Linked DNA regions of Homo sapiens: region 2 is linked to region 1. Evidence: chromatin loops called from intact Hi-C (ENCODE). Cell type or tissue: endothelial cell of umbilical vein. All regions are shown on one strand.

Region 1 (8,000 bases):
GCTGTATTGCAATGGCATGAAGACGGTTCACCACAGCCTTGACTTCCTAGGCTCAAGCAATCCTCCTGCCTCAGCCTCCTGGGTAGCTGGGACTACAGGCAAGTGCCACAAACCCTGGCTAATTTTTAAAATTTATTGTAGAGATGGGGGTCTCACCATGTTGCCCAGCCTGATCTTGAACTCCTGGGCTTAAGCAATTCTCCTGCCTCAGCCTGCCAAAGGATTGGGATTACAGGCATGAACCACTGTGCCTAGCCTTACCTTACTTAATAGTATATTGTACAGTTTTTCTTGTCATCAAATTTAGACATGTTTAATTTATGCATGTCCCCAGTCTAATCATGAGAAGACATGAGACAAATCCATATTGTGGGACACCCCACAAAATTCCTGATCAGTTCTTTTCAAAAGGGTCAAAGTCATGCAAAATAGACTGAGAAACTACTGCAGATTGGAAAAGACCCGATGTGACAGGTAGACCATAAGATGGTGCTCAATGAACCCTACCTGTTGTTTTACAAAACCCTGTAGTATAATCTGCCACGCCTGACAGTGGACAGGATATGGGATGTACTTGAAACACAGACTATTACAAAGGTAATGGGATGTTACTTGAGTGAAATAATACAAATTTCTTCCTCCCAGACCTTGCATATTTTTCTGGAATTGTAACGCATGTTATGCTCTGAGACACCAAAAACAATCATGAGGCTTGTAGGAGAATACCAAAGAACATAAGGAGACATGTAGACTAGGCTCAGCTGTGTGAACAAGTGTATGTACATGGAGAAACATCTACACTGGATTAACACCCAGTCCCACAGTGCTCTTCCCTTTTTACTCCTATAATTTACAAACAGTAGCTCCCAGAATTCCTTGAAATCCACTGCCCCTTTCTCATGCCCTGGCCTGTGCCATGGACAGTCTTTTTCCTCTTCTAATTCCCCTCCTCTGCTTGGTCAAAAACCGTTCCTCAATCTTCAGAATCTCCTCCAATGTTCCTCATCCTAGAGGCCTTCCTTGTCCATCCCATTACAGGTCTCATGCCTGTCCTCTCAGTTCCCAGGGGCACGCTTCCACTTACAGTTTGGATTTTGTTAAGTTTTCTGAATTCCCACTGGACTGAAATCAGAGGACATAAATTTTAAAAATATTTTCCCCTGTGAGCCCAACACATGCAGTGGCCAAAAAGCAACACAGATTATTTTAATATTGAATTTTACATATGAATGAATCTCTCAAACTCTTTACTATATTCTTGTCTTTTCCCCAATTAACTCTATCTTTCAATCTGAAGAGGATTTGAACTTGAAAATGAACATTTTTTTTTTGCTCCTTTCTGTTCTCAGAACAGGTGTAAACCCTGCTGTCTCCCTGACTCTTCTTGTCTCCCCATTCTCAAGCCATTGTAGAGACCCTCTTATGGATCACGCTATTTCTACCTCATATGCTCCTTTTCTCTCCTGGAAAGTTTTGCCCCTTTGATCAAGGAAGATGTTCTTGTTCTGTAAGATGTAGCTCTACTAATATGGCTCCCTTAATAAATATTTCCATATCCTTCTTACTTATCATATTTCACTTTTTTGTATTATTTTCTGTCAAATGTTACAATTCTGTTAGCCTTCTTGCAGCCATGGCATAGTTTTCATTGTCTGCACATGGATGAACTTGTTTTGAAACCTTCTGCTATTTCCTTCTGTAATGTCACCTGCAGCAAAACATGCACAAAGGTGTCAGCAGGACAGGTTGAAATCACAGAGTAGTGCAGCCTCATTTACTAAGGAATGCCTCATTGCCATCTCTCTTCATGGCACAGACGGTGGAAGACATCCATGACTTCTGATTCAAAATCCAATTCAGATCAGAATTAGTTTCAAAATATTGCGAATTCATTTATGAATTACTTTTACTTTCAAGTTCATATGTACAAAATCAGACTATTATGTGTATAGCAGTTTGAGATATATGTATTTCCATTTAGATCCACCTTAAATCTTTGTTTCATTGACTTCCAGTAGGTAGCCCTCATTTAGACTCCTACAGGTACTGTACAAGGCCAATTCTGACCTCCGGTTCTAGGAACTTACAACTATATCCAGGTCCTGGTACCAGAATGGCGATCAACTCTGCCGTAATGGGAGATGAAAGGGAGCTGGAAATGGGTGTTTACAGTGTGCCGTTCATGGGATACTTCTTTTACGTGGCCAATGCCCTAAGCCATAACTGTCTGACCCATAACCAAGTGTCTGTCTAACAGGAAATGTGTTTAGAACGGCAGACGCCCTTGTGGCTCTTGTCTGACCTATGACTTGTTTCTTCCTAGGTGATCATCTCTCTGGCACTGGGAACCAGATCTTGTGTTCTCCCAGTGTCCTAGGAAAAATCAGGCCTTGGGTAACCCCCGGTTCTTCAAATGGAAGGCACAAATTTAATAAGCCGATTAGTAAAAGAATTTTGGGATTGAATTATCAGTTGTAAAGTGATGGATAGAGTGATGAAGTAAGGGAAGTCAGGATACAGAGAAAAGCATATAGCTGAGAAACTTCTTTCAACCTTGTACAACTTTTTGTTAAAATAAAAAATGGTATTTTATAATGGATATAGAGGCATTGGGGGAAAGTTTGACCTTGAAGCCCCCACAATACCTCTCGTAAAACAGGTGCTTAGTTGGAAAAGATAAAAGAGAGTCAATCGAGAATCTTAGGGAAAATACAAACATGATTAAAGAAGTATCCCTTAAAAAATGACAGTAATTTCAAAATTATTGAAAAATAATTCAATTTTTCAGACGAATGCAGAAAAAAGAGAAATGAAAATTAATATTTAAAAGAAAGGGTATAAAATCATGGTCTGTGCAACGTTTATGAAAAGACAGTGTTGCATAAACACTAAGGTATTTTTATGGGAAAAAGAAACAAAACTTAGGTTAAAACAAAGTTAATACGGCCGAGCGCGGTGGCTCACGCCTGTAATCCCAGCACTTTGGGAGGCCGAGGCGAGCGGATCACGAGGTCAGCAGATCGAGACCATCCTGGCTAACATGGTGAAACTCCATCTCTATTAAAATTAAAAAAATTAGCCGGGCGTGATGTCGGGCGCCTGTAGTCCCAGTTACTCGGGAGGCTGAGGTAGGAGAATAGCGTGAACGCGGGAGGCGGAGCTTGCAGTGAGCCGAGATCGCACCACTGCACTCCAGCCTGGGCGACAGAGCGAGACTCCGTCTTGAAAAAAAAAAAAAAAGAAAAAACCAAAAACAAAGTTAATACAGGAGCAAGAACCAAAACAATGATAGGAAGCCTAAAAAGGAAAATGTTTACGGGTAAAACGCAGGTTAAAGGTTTTCTGCGGCACAAACGCCGGATAGGAGACTCCTAGCAGACGCCATAAGCCGAACAGACTCGCCCGGAAACGGAAACGGTGACGGGAGACCAGCGACATTCACGCCACCGGAGCCGCGCAGGCGCGCAGTGGATCGGCTGCTGCCGGCCACCGTCTTCCCCCTCTGTCATGTGACCTTCCTACAGCGCACTGCGGGCTGTTTCGCTGCGCCGAACAATGGCGCATTTCCTGCCACCATCCCTGTGAGATCGGAGTAGCTGGGCTTTGCGGCACAGCTCGCTCCGACAGACGGTCGGGACCCCGGCCCCGCCACGTATACTTGAGCGAATACGTCCGACATCTATATCACATTAGAAAACATTGAAAGAGTAATAACCCGTTAAGGCTGTAATCTAAGAAATTACATTCATCTTATGAACTGTAGTGCTACCAAAGAGGAGCGTGATGTATATGGAAACACATGGTTCCGGGTTTAATGTGACAGTGCAAAATCAGCTGAACTCGTTTTACACTCACATCCGAAGTATGATTCCGTGCATAGTAACACACTCCTATACATCCATGTTTGTAAATGAAATCAGTTAGCGTAATGGGATTCACTTCGACCTTTTAACCCTTGCGTTAAATGACAGGAAATGTGGTCTTGGGCCAGGATTCCCTGAGTCTTTACTGGGAATGGTTACCAATTGCATTTCACCCCTAACCCCTGCAGCAATTATGAATTATGTTTCAGTTTTTAAACGAATATAAGAAAAATCCTACTCAAATGAACACAGCAGTTCCTGGATGCTGGGCCGCCATCTGTTTTGTTTTGTGTTTTTTTTTTTCCTCTCCTGAATTTATTAAGGCTGCCATCAGCCCCCCTTTCTATTGCCATCAGCCCCCCTTTCTGTTGATGCTAGATGGCGCTGTGAGCACAGGGGTCCCTCATGCCCAAAAACTACAGTATAGCAGGTACTTCTGCAATTCAAGTAAGGAGGGGTTTAGGCGTGAAAGCAACCTATGCTTGGTACTGAAATTCGTTTTCTAGGTGGAAAGTTCCTTTTCTGATTTCGTATTTTTCACAGGGAGGTCCAACTGAGTCAAGAGAAGCTTCTACCTTGAAAATACTAAAATTTTGTGTGGACTCTTTTCCAGGACTTTAGGTTGTCTATTTTCATCACCCATAACTTTTTCTTTGCCAATGCAGGGGCTGAGCCTCAACCCCACATAATTTCTTAAAAATCTAGCCCTGACATAGATTTGTAACTTCCTTCATGTGTTCTGAAATTGCTATTCTTGTGATGCCTCAAATATTTTGACTTGTATACATGTCATGGTTTCTACATGAATACTAATCATTCTTTTGTCTTTCCCAGCTTAAATTTGCATCGTTTTTCAGCTACTTATTCATGTTTTCAATCTTAAATTACTTCCTGCAGGATACCTGCAGTGACCATTTAAATTAGTGTTGTATGCACATGCATTTTGTGGATTTCCACATAACTATGCAGCCTCTCTAATCTGATTTTTATTGCCTATATGTTCGAATATCAGCTTGACTGATGTCTCAGATATAGGAGAAATGTATGTTTGTTGTTCATTTGTCCATGCCTCACATGTAGCAATATATATACCACATGGTTGTCACTAGATTTTCTTAGTTTGCAAAAATGCATAGGTGAAAATCAACTGTCTTCCCTTATAGCGATAATGAAAAATTGAGCATTGAAGTTAAAATATATTTACAGCAATATAAAAATGATATTCTTAGAGATAAATCTGGCAAAAATTGTACTCTGGGAATTAGGAAACACTGATGAGATTAGTTTTAAAAGATCTAAATAAATACAGCGATACACTAATTTCATGAATTGGAAGGTCAATATTAAGAGAGCGATTCTTACATTTTAATCTATGCATTCACTAAATCCTCAATCAACATCCCATTATTTTTTTTTGTAGAAATTGACAAATAGATTCTAAAATTTGTATTAGAAAGTCAAAGTAGAATAGCCAAACACATTAAGAAAAGGAGGAACAATGTTAGGGTACTCACTTTACCTATTTCAAAATTTAATATAATGCAGTATTAGTACAGATAGTGTGCTTTGGTGTAGGGATATATATTTAGATAAATGAAACAGCTTAGCACCCAGAAATAGACCTACACTTATGTGGTTGGTAGATTTTTGACTCATGTTCCAAAGAAATTTAATGGCGAAAGGACAGAGTTTGCAACAAATGATTCTTGAACAACTGAATATTCATATACCAAAAATAAAAACCAAAATGTTCACCCTTATTTTGTAGTATATATTAAAAATTATTCAAAATTTATCATAGATTAAAATGTAAAACCTTAAGGTAGACAATTTCTAAAAAACAGCCAGGCGCAATGGGTCATGCCTGTAATCCTAGCACTTGGGAGGCCCAATGGGGTGGATAACTTGAGCCCAGGAGTTTGGGAGCAGCCTGGACAACATGATGAAATCTTGGCTGTATGAAAACACAAAAAAATTAGCCAGGCATGGTGGTGGCTGTAGTCTCAGCTACTTGAGAGTCTGAGGTAGGAGGATCACTTGAGCCTGGAAGGTGGAAGTTGCAGTAAGCCAAGATAGTGCCACTAGACTACAGCCTGGATGACAGAGTGAGACCTTGTCTCAACCACACACACACACACACACACACACACACACGAAAACATAGAGGTTAATCTTTGTGATTTTAGGTTAAGAAATAATTTGTATACAGGAAATAAATATTATAAAGCAGAAAAAGTAATGTATTCAATTAAAAATTATTATAATTGTTGTTTTTGAATGTCACTTAAGAAAATGGCAAGAGATGCCAGAGGCTCAGCATGAAATATTATTTTCAGTGTATAACTGTGATCAATCTTGTATAGAGAATTATACATATAAGATTAAATTTAAGAATAAATTAATAAACATTATAAAATAAAATGGTAACCATTAATCAATAGATATGAATGGCAAATAAGTACAAACTATGCTCATTGATGTGAATTGAAATCACAATGACCATTTAGACTGTTTATATCCATGAAGTTATCCATATTGATAACATTTTATATCCATAAAAATAATGAGCAAATTGTGGTATTTTCATTCAAGAAAGAATACGAAAGAGTACAAGTCAACATAAAAGAAAAACTACAGATACATGAAACAATATGATAAATCTCAAAAGTGTTATTCTAACTGAGAAAAAACATACCTAAATTATTACATACAGAATGATTTCATTTATATGACATTCTAGAAAAGGCAAATCTATTGAGATCAAGATGATCAATAATTGCCAAGGCTATGAGTGGGAGGAGGATTACTACAATGGGGAACAATGTAACTTTTTGAGGTTAAAATGTAATGCAGTTCTCTGGTTATCAGAGGGTAAATCAGATGGATTCTCCCCCTTTCTCACTTGCAATTCTCAAGAATAACTGTAGAATCAGCCCAGAATGCAATCTCCTGAGATAGGGAGAGACAGTTCTGACCAACCTGGGGTTTGTTCCTGCCCCTTCTAGTGAATGTGACATCTCGAGTTGAGAAGGAACCTCCAGGTCAACACAGTTTGTTCATCATCTCACTTTAGAAACTGACCCCCTACCACTCAAGTTGTTCTTAAATACTTTTCCTCTGCATTAATAACGTACACTGAGCTTAGGTTCCCTATTATAATATAATTTTAATTTGTACATCTTGCTGAGTGGTTCTACAATTTAATAGTTTTCATTTTAAGAGTCAGTGATTTGCAAATAAAAAGAATGAATGTAAGCATCCATTGCAGGGATCACACAAATTTTGGGGGAAGAAACAACAGATAACAGATGGGGAGTGACTTGTATTTTTAGTATTCCTAAAAACCTACGAATGCTCCTCTTATGGGGACAGTTTCAGTGGATGGCAATACTGCCACAGGAAGGCCAGAAATAACAGTAACGGGGTAAATAGTAAACTCATAAGTAAAACATCTAGAATAATAAGCTGAATTTTGCTTCTTTGGAAATGAGATAATTTTAAACTCATTTATTTGATTAAACATTTGGGCAAAATATGACAATGCACATTTGCTAGAATTAATAATTATATTCTGGCAAGCCTAAATTCATATGTCCACATATAAAAAGAAATAAAAAAAAATTTATTTGATGCTTTGAATATAAATGACATATTTTCTTTTTTGTTGTTGTTGTTGTTGACAGGGTCTAGCTCTGTCACCCAGGCTGGAGTGCAGTGGCGTCGTCTTGGCTCTCTGCAAGCTCAGCCTCCCAGGTTCATGCCATTCTCCTGCCTCAGCCTCCCAAGTAGCTGGGACTACAGGCGTCCGCCACCATGCTCGGCTAAGTTTTTGTATTTTCAGTAGAGATGGGGTTTCACCGTGTTAGCCAGGATGGTCTCCATCTCCTGACCTGGTGATCCACCCGCCTCGGCCTCCCAAAGTGCTGGGATTACAGGCATGAGCCGTAAATGACATATTTTCATACTGTACATGTGGTAAGCCACATCAAGTTGAAAATTCCGTTATTAAGGATAGATTTTCTGTCTGAGCTGTAAGCTCCATTTTTCATACACAAATCAGTGTATTTTGCTAGGGCTTAGAGAGTGATACCCCAAAGACTTGTGCTTTGACATGCTGAGAGGCCTTAGAAGCTGCCT
Region 2 (8,000 bases), 74 kb before region 1:
CCTTTTGCTTTTAGGACAGGAGTGAGCCCTGACTTCCCCCTCAGCCTCTTCTCCAGCCTCCCTATTCTCAATCCACCACAAAGATGAACACATAGACCAGGCTCCTTCTACCTCATCTGTACTTTTTTTCTGGACAGTTTTGCTCCCTTGATGAAGGAAGATGTTCTTGTTTCATAGATTCAGCTCCATTAATAGAGCTCCCTTAGGCCGGGTGCAGTGGCTCACGCCTGTAATTCCAGTACATTGGGAGGCCAAGGCGGGTGGATCACCTGAGGTCAAGAGTTTGAGACCAGCCTGGCCAAAAAACATGGTGAAACCCCGTCTCTACTAAAAATGCAAAAATTAGCTGGGTGTGGTGGCAGCCGCCTGTAATCCCAGCTACTCAGGAGGCTGAGGCAGGAGAAATGCTTGAACCTGGGTCAGGGAGGTTGCAGAGAGCCGAGATCGTGCCACTGCACTCCAGCCTGGACAACAAAGAGAGACTCCGTCTCAGACAAAAAAAAAAATTGGACCTCCCTTGATAATTCTGTATCGTTATTAGTTATCATATTTGAATAATTTTTAAAAATTATTTTGTCAAGTGTTGTTACAATCACTATTAGCCTGTTGGCAGCCATGACATGGCTTTCATTGTTTGCACTTGTTTTGCAACCTTCTGCTGTTTCCTTCTGGTAACATCACTTACATCAAAACATGCAGAATGGTGTCAGCAAGAAAGGTGGAAATCACACAGACAGTGGTCCAGCCTTGTTTTCTAAGAAATGCTTCATTACCATCTCTGTTCATGCCACAGAGGGTGGTGTGAAGACATCGATGACTCTGAATCAAAATCTAATTTGGAAAAATCAGAATTGGAATTTCAAGATATTTGCAAATTCACTTATGAATTACGTTCATTATTGCCTTCATTTTCATAACAAGTAAATCTTATGCCTTTATAATTTTACGAGGATTTTTTCAATAAGTATAAAATAAGGCAATTATGCGTATAGTCGTTTGACACAGATCTATTTGCATTTAGATCAATCTTAAATCTTTGATTCACTAACTTTCAGTGGATGGCCCTCATCCAGACTCCCACAGGTACTGTGCATAGGTCAATTCTGACCTGTTCTGAGAGGCCCCAACTAAATCTGGGTCCTAGTAACAGAGCAGCTAGCAGCCCTCCAATACTAGGAAATGAAGGGGAGGTGGACATAGTTGTTCACAGCGTGTCTCTTTCAGGTTACTTCTTTTACCTAGCTGACACTCTAACACCTGTGTCTGACCTGGGACCAGGTGTCCATCTCACAGGAAACATATACTGGCAGATGACTTTCTGGCTGTTGTCTGACCTGTGTCCCGTTTATTCCTGTGTGATCACCACTGTGGCACTGGAAACCAGATCCTGTATTCTCCCAGTGTCCTAGGGAAAACTAAGCCTTTAGTAGACCTTTCTTCTTCAAATGGAAGGCACACATTTAATCTGATTAGTAAAATAATTTTGTAATTGTATGATCAGTTGTAAAGTGATGGATGAGGTGATGGAATAAGGGAAGTAAGGATACACAGAAAAGCATGACCTAGCCACTGTTTTAAAACATAGTAGAGGCCGAGCGCGGTGGCTCACGCCTGTAATCCCAGCACTTTGGGAGGCTGAGGCGGGTGGATCACGAAGTCAGGAAATCAAGACCATCCTGGCCAACATGGTGAAACCCCATCTCTACTAAAAATACAAAAATTAGCTGGGCGTGGTGGCATGTGCCGGTAATCCCAGCTACCCGGGAGGTTGAGGCAGAATTGCTTGAACCAGGGAGTCGGCGGCAGAACTGCCTGAACCAGGGAGTCGGGGGTTGCAGTGAGCCGAGACCGCACCACTGCACTCCAGCCTGGTGACAGAGCGAGACTCCGTCTCAAAATAAAATAAAATAAAATAAAAATTAAAAAAAAAACACGTAGTAGTGAAACTTCTTTCAACCTTGTACATTTTTTCTTAAAACACGGTATTTTATAATGAAAATAGAGACTGTGGGGAAAGTTTGATCTTGAAGCCCCTACAACACCTCTCAGATTAAAGGTATGTTGGTGGAAGAGTTAAAAATAGAGAATCTTAAGGCCAATACACAAATGATTAAAGTAGTATCCGATATTTACAAAACGATAATCAGTTCAGTAAATTGAAAAATATTTCAAATTTTCAGACAAATGCCAAAAAAGACATTGAAGTTATTAATACTGAAAAGGAAGAATATAAAATCATGGTTCTTGCAATGTTTATATAACTATAAAAAGAGGTTGTAAAGAAACACCACAGTTTTTGGGAAAGAGAAACCTTAGGTTAAAACAAAGTTAATACAAGAGTAAGAAACAAGACAATGATACGAAACCTAGAGAGGAAAATTTTACGGGAAAACGCAGGTTAAAGTTTCCGCGGTATAAGCGGCTGATAAGACACTCCCAGCGGGCGCCATAACCGGAAGAGATCCGCTTGAAGCGCGGAAACGGAAATAGCAGGGGGAAAGGGCAACACCGAATCCTCCAGTCCCGCGCAGGCGCAAATAGGATCTGCCCCCGCCCCCGCCCCCGCCCCCGCCGCCGCCCCCGCCCCCACCGCCGCCCCCGCCCCCCAGCTCCGTCCTGTGACCTTCCCACAGCGCACCACGAGCTGGTTGGCCGCACCGGACAGTGGCGCATTTGCTGCGGGCCGCCCTGTGAGGTTGGAGGACCTAGGCTGTGAGGCACCGCTCAGAATCGCGGGGGACCAGGAGTCCCGGCCCTGCCACGGAGACATGAGCGAATGCACCTGACTTCTCCATCAGAGTGGAAAACGTTTTATGTAATAATAACCCATCAAGGCTTTAGTCTAAGAAATTACTCTAATCTTCTGAACTATAATGCTCCTGGAGAGTGATGTGTAGGGAAACACAAACAACTTAGGGTTTAATGTGACACTGCAACACTGCAAAGTCAGCTGAAGTCGTTTTACAGTTATATCCGAAGTATGATTGCGCTCAGGGTATCACACTCCTATACATCCGTATTTGTAAATCAATTAGCATAATGGGATTCACTTTGATATTTAACCCTTGCGTTAAATGACAGGAAAAGTGGGCATGGGCCAGGACTCGCTGAGTGTTTACTGGGAATGGTTATGGATTGCATTTCACCACTGACCCCTGCAGCAATATTATTTTATTATTTTGAGGGAGAGTCTCACTCTATCACCCAGGCTGGAGTGCAGTGGCGCGATCTCGGCTCACTACAACCTCCACCTCCTAGGTTCAAGCAATTCTCCTGCCTCAGCCTCCCAGTAGTTGGGATTACAGGCACCCGCCACCATGCCCACTAATTTTTGTATTTTTAGTAGAGACAGGGTTTCACCGTGTTACCCAGGCTGGTCTTGAACTCCTGGCCTCAAGTGATCTGCCCGCCTCGGCCTCCCAGTGTGTTGGGATTACAGGCATGAGCCACAGTGCCCGGCCAATATTTTAGTTTTTAAATAAATATAAGAAAAATCCTGCTCAAATTAAGTTTCCGGTTCCTGGGCCTCACCTTTTTTTTCCCGCCTCTTGTTATTAAGTTTGCCATGGGCCTCCCTTTCTGTTGATGCTAGGTGGCGCTGTGAGCATAGTAGTCTCATTCCTCAAACCACAGTGTAGCAGGTATTTTGAAATGCTGGTAAGGTGAAATTAAGGCATGAAAGTAACCTATGCTTGGTGCCAAAATGTCGTTTTCTAGGTAGAGGATTTCTTTTCTGACTTTGTATCTTTCGCAGGAAGGTATGACTCAATCAAGAGGAGCTTCTACCCTGAAAATACTAAAATTTTTTGTGAACACTTTTCCCAGAGTTTATGTTGTCTCTCATTTTCCTCACTTTTAACTTTTTCTTTGCCTGTACAGGGTCTGAGCCTCAATCCCGCACATTTGTTTTTTCTTTCAAATTCAAAAGACTCCCAAATTCCCATTTTAACAATTACAACAGCTGTATTCTTGAGTCGACCCCATAGTAGCTGAATAGAACCTTAGAAAACTATAAAAATCCTAACTTATTGACACAGAACAAAATTTCTTAAAAATCTAGCCCTGACATAGATTTCTAACTTCCTTCAGTGTACTGAAATTGTTACTCTCCCTGTGATGTCTCAAAAATGTTGACTTGTAGACACACCCTGGTCTCTACCTGAATACTAATCCTTCTTTTGTCTTGTCTAATTCTAATTTGCATGGTTTTCAGCTACTTTATTCAATCATAAATTACTTCCTGCAGGATTCCTTCTATGACTATTTAAATTTGGTTTGTATGCCCATGCATTTTGTGGATTTCCACAGAATAATGCACATTCCCTACTACAACCCCTCTGATTTGCATTGCCTATTTGTTCATATCTCTGCTTGACAAATGCCTCAAATAAAGGAGAAATGTTTTTCATTTATCCATCCCTCACAAGTAGCAATGTATATACCACATGGCTGCCACTAGATTTGCTTAGTTTGTAAAAATGAGTGAGTGAAAATCGGTTGACTTCCTTTATACTGATAATGAAAAATTGACTATAGAAGTTAAAATGTATTTTATAATAGCATAAAAACGTGATATACTTCGAGATAAACCTGACAAAATGTGTGCAAAATGTGTGCTCTGGGAATTAGAAAATGCTGATCAGATTGATATTCAAAAAAATCTAAATAAATATAAAGATATACCAATTTAATGGATTGGAAAGCTCAATATTAAGGATCAATTTTTTTTTTTTTTGAGACGGAGTCTCGTTCTGTCACCCCAGCTGGAGTGCAGTGGCACGATCTTGGCTTACTGCAACCTCCACTTCCCAAGTTCAAGAGATTCTCCTGCCTTAGCCTCCTGAGTAGCTGGGATTACAGGCGCTTGCCACCACGCTCGGCTAATTTTTGTATTTTTAGTAGAGACAGGGTTTCACCATGCCTTGGTCAGGCTGGTCTCAAGCTCCTGACGTCGTGATCCACCCACCTCAGCCTCCCAAAGTGCTGGGATTACAGTCTTGAGCCACCACGCCTGACCAAGGGTCAATTCTTACATATTTATCTATACATTCAGTAGAATCCTCAGCTGATTTTTTATATTTTTTTTAGAAACTGAGAAGTAGATTCCAAAATTTATGTAAGAAACTAAATAATTAGTATAGCCAAACCAATTTAGAAGAAAAGGGACAATATTGGGGGACTCACTACTTATTTCACGTTTTCTTTTCTTTTCTTTTTTTTTGAGACGGAGTTTTGCTCTTGTCGCCCAGGCTGGAGTGCAACTGCATGATCTCGGCTCACTGCAACTTCCGTCTGCCAGGTTCAAGGGATTCTCCTGCCTCAGACTCCCGAGTAGCTGGGATTACAGGCATGTGCCACCACACTCGGCTAATTTTTGTATTTTTAGTAGAGATGGGGTTTCCCCATGTTGGTCAGGCTGGTCTCGAACTCCCGACCTCAGGTGATCTGCCTGCCTTGGCCTCCCAAAGTGCCAGATTACAGGCGTGAGCCACCGCACCTGGCCATTATTTCAAGTTTAATATAATGTGGTATTAGTCAAGATAGTGTGGTATTGGTGTAAGGATAAATAGATAAATGGAACAGTATAGCAAATACATATATGTATGTATGTATAGCATATGCATATTCATATATGGATATGTATAAGGATAAATATTTAGATAACTGGAGCATTATAGCATATACATATATGGTTGGTAGGTTTTTGACTCATGTGCCACGGAAATTCAATTTTCTTGAATTGAAGAAAGGAGAGTATTTGTAGCAAAAGCTCCTAAAACAACAGAGCATTCATATGCCAAAATACAAAACAAAACTCTTCACCCTTTTTTGCACTAGATATAAAATTAATTCAAAATACCACAGATATAAATGTAAATCCTTAACACATAAAATTTCTAAGGAAAATACTGTAGGTAATCTTTATGACCTTGTGTTAAGCAATATATAATGGTAGGGAATAAATATTAAGCACAAAATTTAAAAATGGATAAATTGGCTGGGCACAGTGGCTCATGCCTGTAATCCCAGCACTTTGAGAAGCTGAGGCAGGTGGATCACCTGAGGTCAGGAGTTCAAGACCAGCCTGGCCAACATGGTGAAACCCCATCTCTACAAAAGTACAAAAATTAGCCGGGCATGATAGAGGGTGCCTGTAATCCCAGCTACTCAAGAGGCTGAGGCAGGAGAGTCGCTTCAACCCAGGAGGCGGAAGTTGCAGTGAGCCAAGACTGTGCCATTGCACTCCAGCCTGGGTGACAGAGACAGACTCTGTCTCAAAAAAAAACAACAAAAAAGGACAAATTATTCTTAGTCAAAATTAAAATAAATGCTGCTCTTTGACAGACACTGTTAAGAGAAAGACGAGATGGCACAGGCTCAGAAAAAAATATTTTCGGTACTTAACAGATGTAGGTCATATCAAAATTATACATATACATAGTTAAATTTAATAATACAACAATAAACATTTTTTGAAATGAGAAGAGTGACAGTCAAATAGTAGATATGGATGACGAACAAGTTAATGAGTTTTATTCAATGCCATTATCAGCAGGAAGATGTAAATTATTGAAACCACAGTAAGGTGCCACTATGTCCCTACTGGAATTATTAAGAGTCGATATATATACATATATACACATATATTTACTCATGCGCACACACAAACACACACACACACACACACTACAGACACACACAAACACACAGAGTCCAAACCAAGTGCTGGTAAGGATGTGGAGTAACGGGGATTCCCATATTTTCTGTTAGGATGCAAAATGATAGCCACTTTGGAAAACATTTTGGCAGTTTCTTGTAAAGTGAATCATACGTTTTTTTTTTTTTTCAAGACAGAGTCAGCTCTATCGCCCAGGCTGGAGTGCAGTGGCACCATCTCAGCTCACTGCAACCTCTGCCTCCCAGGTTCAAGCTATTCTCATGCCCTAGCCACATGAGGAGCTGGGATTACAGGCGTGTGCCACCACGCCTAGCTAAGTTTTCTGTGTGTGTGTGTGTGTGTGTGTGTGTGTTTGTGATGGAGTCTCACTCTGTCATCCAGGCTGGAGTGCAGTGGTATGATCTCGGCTCACTGCAACCTCTGCCTCGTGGGTTCAAGTGACTCTCCTGTCTCAGCTTCCTGAGTAGCTGGGATTATAGGCATGCACCACCACACCTGGAGAATTTTCTTTTGTATTTTTAGTAGAGACGGGGTTTCACCATGTTGGCCAGGCTGGTCTTGAACTCCTGATCTCAGGTGATCCGCCTGCCTCAGCCTCCCAAAGTGCTGGGATTACAGGCATGAGCCACTGCACCCGGCCAAGTTTTGTATTTTTAGTAGAGATGGGGTTTCACTATGTTGGCGAAGCTGCTCTTGAACTGTTGGCCTCAAGTGATCCTCCCATCTTGGCCTCCCAAAGTGTTGGGATTATAGGCATGAGCCACCACAACCAGCCTTCTGAATCATACTTTTGTTATATGATCCAGCATCTCAGCGCTAAGATCTATTTTCCCAAGATGAATGAAACCATATGCTTGTAGTAACCATATAATACCTCAACACAAATATCCATCAAGTTATCCATATTTATAACATTTTATATTAATAAAAATGATGAGTACTCCAGAGGCTGAGGCAGGAGAATCATTGAGCCCAGGAGGTGGAGGTTGCAGTGAGCCGAGGTTGCAGGATTGCACTCCAACCTGGGCAACAGGAGCGAAACTCTGTCTTAAAAAAAAACATAAACAATTGAGTAAATTGTGGTACATTCATTGAATATAGCACAGGTCAGTTTCAAAAAGAAACAAACCATTGATACAGTAAACATGACATATCTCGAAAGTGTTACTGAAAGATTACATACAGAATGATTTCATTTATATGACATTCTGTAAAAGGCAAAGTTATGGAGATAGATATCAATAATTTCCAAAACTAAATATGGTGGGAAGACTACTACAAGGAACTTTTGGGGTGAAAATGCAAAACAGTCCTCCAGGTG

Evidence for each region. A loop is a pair of places that touch in the nucleus more often than their neighbours do. Peaks named below come from ENCODE experiments on the same cell type or tissue, not always from the same donor. Only the 100,000 strongest peaks of a DNase experiment are listed, where the experiment ranks them.
Region 2: it touches region 1 in a loop (15-fold over the local background); 8 of 110 quality-filtered maps call a loop at or near these places.

Annotation. Positions count from the first base shown.
Region 1 is chr15:24,768,703-24,776,702 of GRCh38, reverse strand. No RefSeq gene overlaps it. Among named protein-coding and RNA genes, the nearest start is that of SNHG14, 51 kb to the left of the region's middle. RefSeq lists enhancers at 2,640-3,535, 3,327-3,621, 3,515-3,684, 3,536-4,432. In endothelial cell of umbilical vein, no CTCF peak of the experiment used is centred here; a DNase peak (open chromatin) is centred at 3,562; H3K4me3 peaks cover 1,132 bases; H3K27ac peaks cover 859 bases.
Region 2 is chr15:24,842,820-24,850,819 of GRCh38, reverse strand. All of the region lies in intron 2 of SNHG14 (small nucleolar RNA host gene 14), which reads right to left. It also overlaps a transcript of SNRPN not described here. Among named protein-coding and RNA genes, the nearest start is that of SNHG14, 23 kb to the right of the region's middle. In endothelial cell of umbilical vein, a CTCF peak has its summit at 3,589; a DNase peak (open chromatin) is centred at 2,489; H3K4me3 peaks cover 819 bases.